Linked DNA regions of Homo sapiens: regions 2 and 3 are each linked to region 1. The links are chromatin loops, found by intact Hi-C in ENCODE. Cell type or tissue: A673. All regions are shown on one strand. Region 1 holds the start of LOC102723321 (a long non-coding RNA gene). Region 2 overlaps LOC102723321 (a long non-coding RNA gene). Region 3 overlaps LINC00624 (long intergenic non-protein coding RNA 624).

Region 1 (2,500 bases):
GTGAAGCCAGGGAAGACTAACAACGAGTCCAGAGATGGAGAGGAACAAACCTGACTGGGGTGGTGGCACAAAGGAGAGCATGTCCTGTTCATCCTTCCCTCCACAAAGCAGCTGGACAAGACCCAACCAGTGATGGGATCTCTGTAGCATCATTTTCCAAAGGAAGCTGGCACATGACAAGTGCTGCCTCCATTTCAAAATCCATTCATGTACCGACATTCGCCTACCCTCTCGGCCTTGATCCCACTCTCCTGAGGTGCCTGAGGGATCTTGCCACTGTGCGCATGGCACTAAGGAACTCTGCCTGCCAGTCCCAGAACTGCTCTTGTCTCACTCTGTTACCTTATGCAAATGGCAGGCATGGGAAGCCTGCTGCTCCATCTGGGAAATCCTCTGGACCACCCAACCTTCCTCTCGGAGAAAGTAAAGGGAGCAATAAGGAAATATTTGCCAAGCCCTGTACAGCCACCTGTTTGCAGAGAGAGGGAGAGTTGCCATATTAATTATTAAGCAGACCTATCTGAGCCAAAGAGAGTCATGGAAACTTCATTATTATGGGTGGTATGTGGCTGTCTTTGGAATATTCTGCTTGCTTGGTTTCTAATTTCCTTTTCTTACATGAGTCTTTCTCCCTCATAAATCTTTGCATCTCAATGTTCTGTTCTCTCCTCCCTTGTGTTCTGAACTAGGAGTTCCCACAAACCCTCTGTGGTTAAATCTACTCCTCTAAACACCACAGGCTCCAGGCAGCATTGTTCATGAAAGCGGGTGACACCCTTTGGCCTCCGCCCTCTAGAAGGGCCTGCTGAGTGAAGGCCCAGTCAGGGAGGGGAGGGATGGAGGGGTGTTGAGGAGATTGAGGTGGGCAGGGAGTCCCCCCACCTCTCCCAGCTGCCCAAGGAAACACTCTCCAACTGTTTCTCTAGAACAAACCAACCAACAAGCGCCAGGAGCCTTCCGTGAATCTGACAGCCGGCTGATCACAGAATCCTCCCAGCAATGGCACTTAGCCCATAACTGGCAGCAAGTGCCCTCTAGAGGGAGTCAGAGGCATCCTCTCTGAGAGGCAAATTCTAATGTCCTGCCTGAATTGGGTACTTAGAGGGGCTTAGCAAATGATGCCAATTGGGGGGAAAAAAAGGAAAGAAAAGAGAAGCGGGGCAACTGGTGTCTTCATCACTAAAAGACAGAGAGAAGCCTTCCTTTGGTATCAAGAGGAGTCTAACAGACTGTGCCATTCAAATTAGGCTACATTTCTGTGGCAGAAGCAGTGCACATGGCAGAACTAGCGGTGGGGTATGAGTGTGGTGGGCTCCACGGGCTCACTCTGAGAATCTGTCTCTAGCACACAAGGTGCCAGGCCTTAATTTGGTCTCCCTGTTGCTCCTGCTTCTGAAATGTGTTGAAGCAGATACAGCTGTTTAAACTGGCATCCCTGTTTATCTGTGTGTTCCCAGTGTCTAGTATTTAAACACCTGAACTGAATTTAAATTGCCATCAGCTTGTTAACTGCAAAATAATAGAACGATTTCAAGAAGATGGTGGTAGGGGCTGTATTTCGACCACTCTGCTTTCTCATACAGACACCTCGCTCCCCAGGCCTTCTGCCAGATATCAAAAGTAGAGGGTATGTGCTGGGCCTGGTTTTTTTATGCCCTGAGGATCAACATAGTGTAGTGAGAAAATCCTGGCTTTTGGAGTCAGCCCCGACTGGATTTCAATATGAGCCCCTCACTTACTAGTTGTGGGAATGGTAGACGTTTTTAAACTTTCTGCACATCAGTTTGCCCATCTTTAAAATGAAAGTATTAGTACTTATCTCAGAATCTATATGCTTTATTTAACATAATATAAATGATTTAAATCACACATAGACATTTAATAACATGGAAAATGTATGACATATTAAGTAAAAAAAAAGGTGGTTATGGAACATTGTTATAGACTGAAATAACACCATTGTGTGGCTGCCCCAAGTTTTCTGTGGTGTTTGGGTCCACTGCTACCACATACACGTCGCACCATGTTGGAAATACATGGATTCAACTAGTACATGGGTCCCTATTCACTTCTGCTGGTTTTCATCGAGACCACTGCCTCCTGATTTCTATTGCTCTCCAGGGAGGAATCTCTGTATCTTTTACCGTCACCACCTGCTCACTTTTGTCCTCACAAAAGCATCCTTTGGGGGTTGGCATTCCATGCCTGAGAGTAAGGAATACTGGTAAGCTGATGAGAAGAGCTTTACACTTTACAGTTTCAGGTTTTCTACACATATGGACCAAAGGGAATTAATCTCACCTAAGAAGCAAAAGACTCAACACTGTCACAAATTAATATTTAACCAGTAATTATCTCTTCTATAAAATGATAGAAAAATGTATTGAAATGGGCTTCCTGATGCCCTGCTGTACTCTGTTGACAATAAAAACTGATTCAAGCCTTTGGAAAACTATCCATCAAGAGCACTGAAAATGGCATACCTGGGTGGGCACAGTTA
Region 2 (2,500 bases), 65 kb before region 1:
GACACAGAAATTATTGTAAAATACTATATTAGAAAGGCTATTATGTGTGACTCCACAGGACAGAACTGGAATCAAGAGAAAGAAGAGAATTTTCAAGGCATCCCTATGGTAGGGCCTCACTCACTAGCAATATACCTTCTTAAGCAGGAGAGACGAGGGTGCAGTCACAGCAAGTGTGCTGGGAGGTACCTGTCATCTGCAGCCTACCTAGTTGATGCTGCAGCCACTACTAAAAGACTGCTACAAGCATGGACATTACTAATTGTGCAGTCCTTTACATCCCCAACCCCATTTGGAGGCTTCAGATTAGGCCCTCAGGAGCAAATAATGGACTAAGCATGGCCTATCATGTGGGTTGAGAATGACTCCAAACTCCTAGGCATGGCTGTTAAAGCCCTCCACAATCTGCTCCTGCCTGCTATGCAGACTCTCCTTCCATGCTCTGCTCATTGTACTCTAAAACCATGCTGGTTTTCATTTCAATGAATTTGTTCATGCAGTCTTGCCTTTGTCTGAAATCCCCTCATCTCTTCTGCAACTCCTCCATCCACTCCACACCCCTACAGACATCACATACCCCTAACTCCTACACCAGAGTTATCTCCACTGGGAAGTCCTCTCGAAGGTCTAAGAATTGATGAGCTCCACTCTTGGAGGGGAGATGGAATGAAACTTTCTGGCATGCACCAGACTTGAACAGAAACTCTGGAATGAAGCCCTGGTTCTTCCCCCATTAATTGTTTATTTGAACGAATCACTTTTATATGTTTCCTCCTCTGCAAAACACAGGCAATAACAATCACCCCACAGAGTGGTTATGAGGATTCATTCATTCAACAATAAAAATTGAATGTCTATAACATTCTGAAGGTATTCGGTCTTGAACAGAACAAATATGATCCTGCTCTCTTGGAACCAACAAGAGAATGTAGAAGCACATTTTGAACAGTATGTAAGCTTTTATTTTTATTTATTTATTGTGAGGTTTTATTTTTACTGCTGACCTTAAGAAGAAAGACTTGAGCCTCCTTAGGACCTCTTTGCAATCTTACTGCTAGCCAAACATTTTCTTCAATCATTAAGAAAGCATTTATTGTGTACCAAATGAGAGAACCTAATGCAATAAGAATGCAAAGTAGAAGACAGGGCTTTTAACTTTGAGAAGCATACTACCCATTTGAGAGAAAAAGCTGTTAAATACTTGACAGAAGGAATCATGCCTGACTTTATTAATTTTTTTTTTTTTTTTTTTTGAGACGGAGTCTCACTCTGTTGCCTAGGCTGGAGTGCACTGACGTGATCTCAGCTCATTGCAACCTCCACCGCCCGGATTCAAGCAACTCTCCTGCCTCAGCCTCCTGAGTAGCTGGGATTACAGGTGCCCACCACCACACTGGGCTAATTTTTGAATTTTATTAGAGATGGGGTTTCACCATGTTGGCCAGGCTGGTCTTAAACTCCTGACCTCAGATGATCTGCCCGCCTCGGCCTTCCAAAGTGCTGGAATTACAGGCATGAGCTACCACACCCGGCCGATTTTATTAATTTAATAGACACCATTGAGTGCCCAGTGTGTGTCAGGCCTTGCACCTCTTTGGTACTGTTCTCATTACTCAGAACAGTGGTAGGCACATAAAGGGGACTCAGCAAAGTATCTGCAGGTTGGCTGATAGACAAATGTTTGGAAAACAAGTCTAAGGAAATATATAACCAAGTGTGAGGATGTATCCTCCATGCTGGATGGTAATTAAAATTGCTACCATGTACCAGATGCTCAGTCTTCTGGAGTTCAGGGGACACCAAAGAGGGCTGAGGTCAATTTTAGAAGACTTATCCATTTTGCTGTAGATTTGCGGAGTCAGAGGAAGAGGTTCTGGCTATGAGTTTATGATTAATCTGGGTTGCTCTGAAATGATTTTCTTTGAAAAACACTGGCCGTGTAGGGGGACCACGAGAAGGAGCACTGGGCCGGGCATGGTGGGTCATGCCTGTAATCCCAGCACTTTGGGAGGCCAAGGCGGGAGGATCAACTGAGGTCAGGAATTTGAGACCAGCCTGGCCAACATGGTGAAACCCCTTCTCTACTAAAAATACAAAAACTAACCAGGTGTGGTGGCACACACCTGTAATCCCAGCTACTCCAGAGGCTAAGGCAGGGAGAATTGCTTGAAACTGGGAGGCAGAGGTTGCAGTGAGCTGAGATGGTGCCACTGCACTCCAGCCTGGGTGACAAAGCGAGACTTCATCTCAAAAAAGAAAAAAAGAAGCACTGGATTCAGAATGTAGGTGCCTGAGCTTTATTTCTGGTCATTGGCCATACAGTACATGAAATAAAATCATAAAATGATTCATGCTCACTATACACAAAATCCTTCCTCTGGCCCTCTTCCTCTTATCTAAGCACCATGTTGCTATTGCCAAACAAGTTTCCTAGTGGCCCCTCCAAAATTTGCTTTATCTCAGGATAGGACAAGTTGAAAGAGGATGTTGAAGGTTTGGG
Region 3 (2,500 bases), 200 kb after region 1:
TAGGTCAGGTCAGCCTTTGGCTGTGTTAAATGCTTTAGGAAGTTCCTGGACCCTTTCCTATTGTTTACCTTGTGAAGACATTTCAGTCAGAGTTTTTTAATAGAACAGTGGAACATGAAATTAATTTTCTGGGCAAGCTGGTAGTGAGGTATACTGGTGTTACAAATCTAACTTTAGATTTTTTACTTCAGCTTTTGACTGTACTTCCTTTCAGGAAGAATTCTTTTATGGAATTCAACCAGCCCTAACTCTGTGTGTGTGTGTGTGTGTGTGTGTGTGTGTGTTCTCCTTCATCCACCAAACACACCATGTTTTGATGCATCTGATTTACCATATACAGTTGTGGCAGGAATTTCTTCTTCCCACCTCCCCAGGCCAGTGTGAGCTTCCCCTGAAGCCATCTTGGATCCCCTCAGTTAGGGGCCGCTGCTCAGAATTCCCAGCAGCCTTCCTGTTGCAGCACTTCCCACGTCCTCAATCCTTACACCTCCAGGAATAGGGCACAGGCAGTGCTGTGAAAGCTCAGGCAGAGCTGGGCTTAAACTCCAGAGCTTCTCCGTATTTTCTGAAAGACCTTGGACAAGTTATTTAACTTTTCGGAGACTCAATTTTCTCATCTCTAAAATCATGAGGGACTGTTGATGAATCCTTAAGGACTAATAATCACTGGCGTGACTATCGTGAGAATCCAAGAGGTAAGATAAATAAAGTTACAGGGAAAAGCCTGGCATGAAATTGTTGTTTCTTGCTGAGGGTAGGATTCGTGTGTGTCCTCCCCAAATGCCCAGGTCCCTCCTTCAATGGGCACTCAACAAATATCCACTGAATGGGGGTGCATGAAAGGACATGCTGGGAATCTAAACCTTAGGACAGAGCAAGGAAGCCCCTTTCCTTTCCATGCCTCCTTGTTCAACTAAAGCTATATGTACCTCCTATGGTTGTATTTATTTGTTGTGTCTTTTAAAGCAATATAGTTCTCTTTATGTGTACTCCAACATGCAGCAAAGTATTGTAACCAGACTGCATCATTTGAGTTCATTCCTGAAAGTTGCTTCTTGAGGTTGAGCCATCTTAGAGAAGAACCTGGCCTCAGCAGAAAGAGGTGAAGGCCACAGCATTGGCTGAGTGTTCACTAAGTGCCGGGCCCCTCAACTATGACAGTGTACCAACAGAACACATGGCACGGCAGAAGCACTCATCACCCATAAAACAGATCAAGATGCTGAAGTTCAGAGAAGTTAGGAAGTTTCACTGAGCACCCAAGATAAGACACAGCAAAATGGGATTCTTGGCTCTAAAACCCATATACTTTCCATTATATCACACTGAATTTTGCATCAGAGGAACTGTGGTGGAATTGTGACTTTGTCACTAACCAGCCGGGAGGCCTTGGGAGAGCCACTTAATATTTCTGAGGCTCTAATTTCCTCAACCTACAGGGAGGGTTGGACCACTAGGCGATGGCGCGGTTCTCAAATTCGGTTTCAGTGGCTGTCTGTACCAGCCACTGCTAGTGTCTGCAGCCCTCTAGTGGTGCTTTGCAGGAACCAAGTGGTACCTAACCTTTCCAGGGCAGTTATTCACAAAGCGTTGATGCAGACTGCCAGGGCACCTGGGGCCTCAATGCCTGTTCACATTCACTGACCATGAATTAAAGACAAGCAGGGCTCAGAGGAGCCCTGGAGATAGACGTGAGCCTCATTGGTCCTCAGAGGGATTATTATTTTTAAAACTTTGCTTTCTGTTTGTTCTATACCATGCCTAGGACTCTCACTCACCTTTGAATGATAAAGAATGAACCCTCCCCATAGATTAAAATTGTAATTTTAAATTTAGTCATGGTATGTGCATGTACCTGACTTTGTTCATATCCCACAGCCCTAATATAATCAGGCCATCTTGGCGGCAACAGGATTGCTGAAGGGATGCTGTGTTGTGGACCAGCACATCGGGTTTAAGCCCTGGTAATGCTAGGCATTGACACCACTGGGTCTCTCACCTCTCTGCACCCCAAACTTATCATGGGTAAATGAGGGGTTTGGTGGAAGAGGCCTTGCAACTCTGTCTTATGCATGTGCATGGAGCTGATTCTTTAGAATGGCAGAGTTTTACCATTCCATTCAGTCTTTGAGATTTTTGCTGATGGGAACATGCCTTTCAGTGAAGCTGGGACAGAGGGGTTAGGAAAAGATATTATCTAGAGCTTAAGGTAGAGTAAGGTGAACAAGCATGGCCTTAGGAGCCACCTACATGCTGACAATTCTTACACATATGACCTGGGCCTCTTCCCTGAGATCCAGACTTAGTATCTACCTGTCTGCTCCATTTGGAAATCTAACAGCTATTTCAAACTTAACATGGCCAAATAGAGCTATTTATTCCCCATTCCTCCTAGGTCTATTCCCCAACCCTGGCCTTTCCCACCTTAGTGAATGGTACCACTATCTACCTAGTTGCTCTAGGAGCCCTATTTACTTTTCTTCTTTCAGTTATATCCCCA

The links. A loop is a pair of places that touch in the nucleus more often than their neighbours do. Peaks named below come from ENCODE experiments on the same cell type or tissue, not always from the same donor. Only the 100,000 strongest peaks of a DNase experiment are listed, where the experiment ranks them.
Region 2: it touches region 1 in a loop (2.7-fold over the local background); 2 of 110 quality-filtered maps call a loop at or near these places.
Region 3: it touches region 1 in a loop (4-fold over the local background); 32 of 110 quality-filtered maps call a loop at or near these places.

What each region holds. Positions count from the first base shown.
Region 1 is chr1:147,698,651-147,701,150 of GRCh38, reverse strand. It overlaps LOC105371230 (a long non-coding RNA gene), which reads left to right. Exons shown (of 3, transcript XR_922077.4): 3 at 1-1,085. LOC102723321 (a long non-coding RNA gene) reads right to left here and starts at 423. Exons shown (of 3, transcript XR_922079.4): 1 at 343-423. In A673, a CTCF peak has its summit at 1,028; a DNase peak (open chromatin) is centred at 1,020.
Region 2 is chr1:147,763,577-147,766,076 of GRCh38, reverse strand. The region is part of intron 1 of LOC102723321 (a long non-coding RNA gene); the gene reads right to left. It also overlaps a transcript of GJA5 not described here. Among named protein-coding and RNA genes, the nearest start is that of GJA5, 4.2 kb to the right of the region's middle. In A673, no CTCF peak of the experiment used is centred here; no DNase peak of the experiment used is centred here.
Region 3 is chr1:147,494,194-147,496,693 of GRCh38, reverse strand. All of the region lies in intron 3 of LINC00624 (long intergenic non-protein coding RNA 624), which reads left to right. Among named protein-coding and RNA genes, the nearest start is that of LINC00624, 22 kb to the left of the region's middle. RefSeq lists a silencer at 1,442-1,631. In A673, a CTCF peak has its summit at 1,544 (motif pointing left); a DNase peak (open chromatin) is centred at 1,503.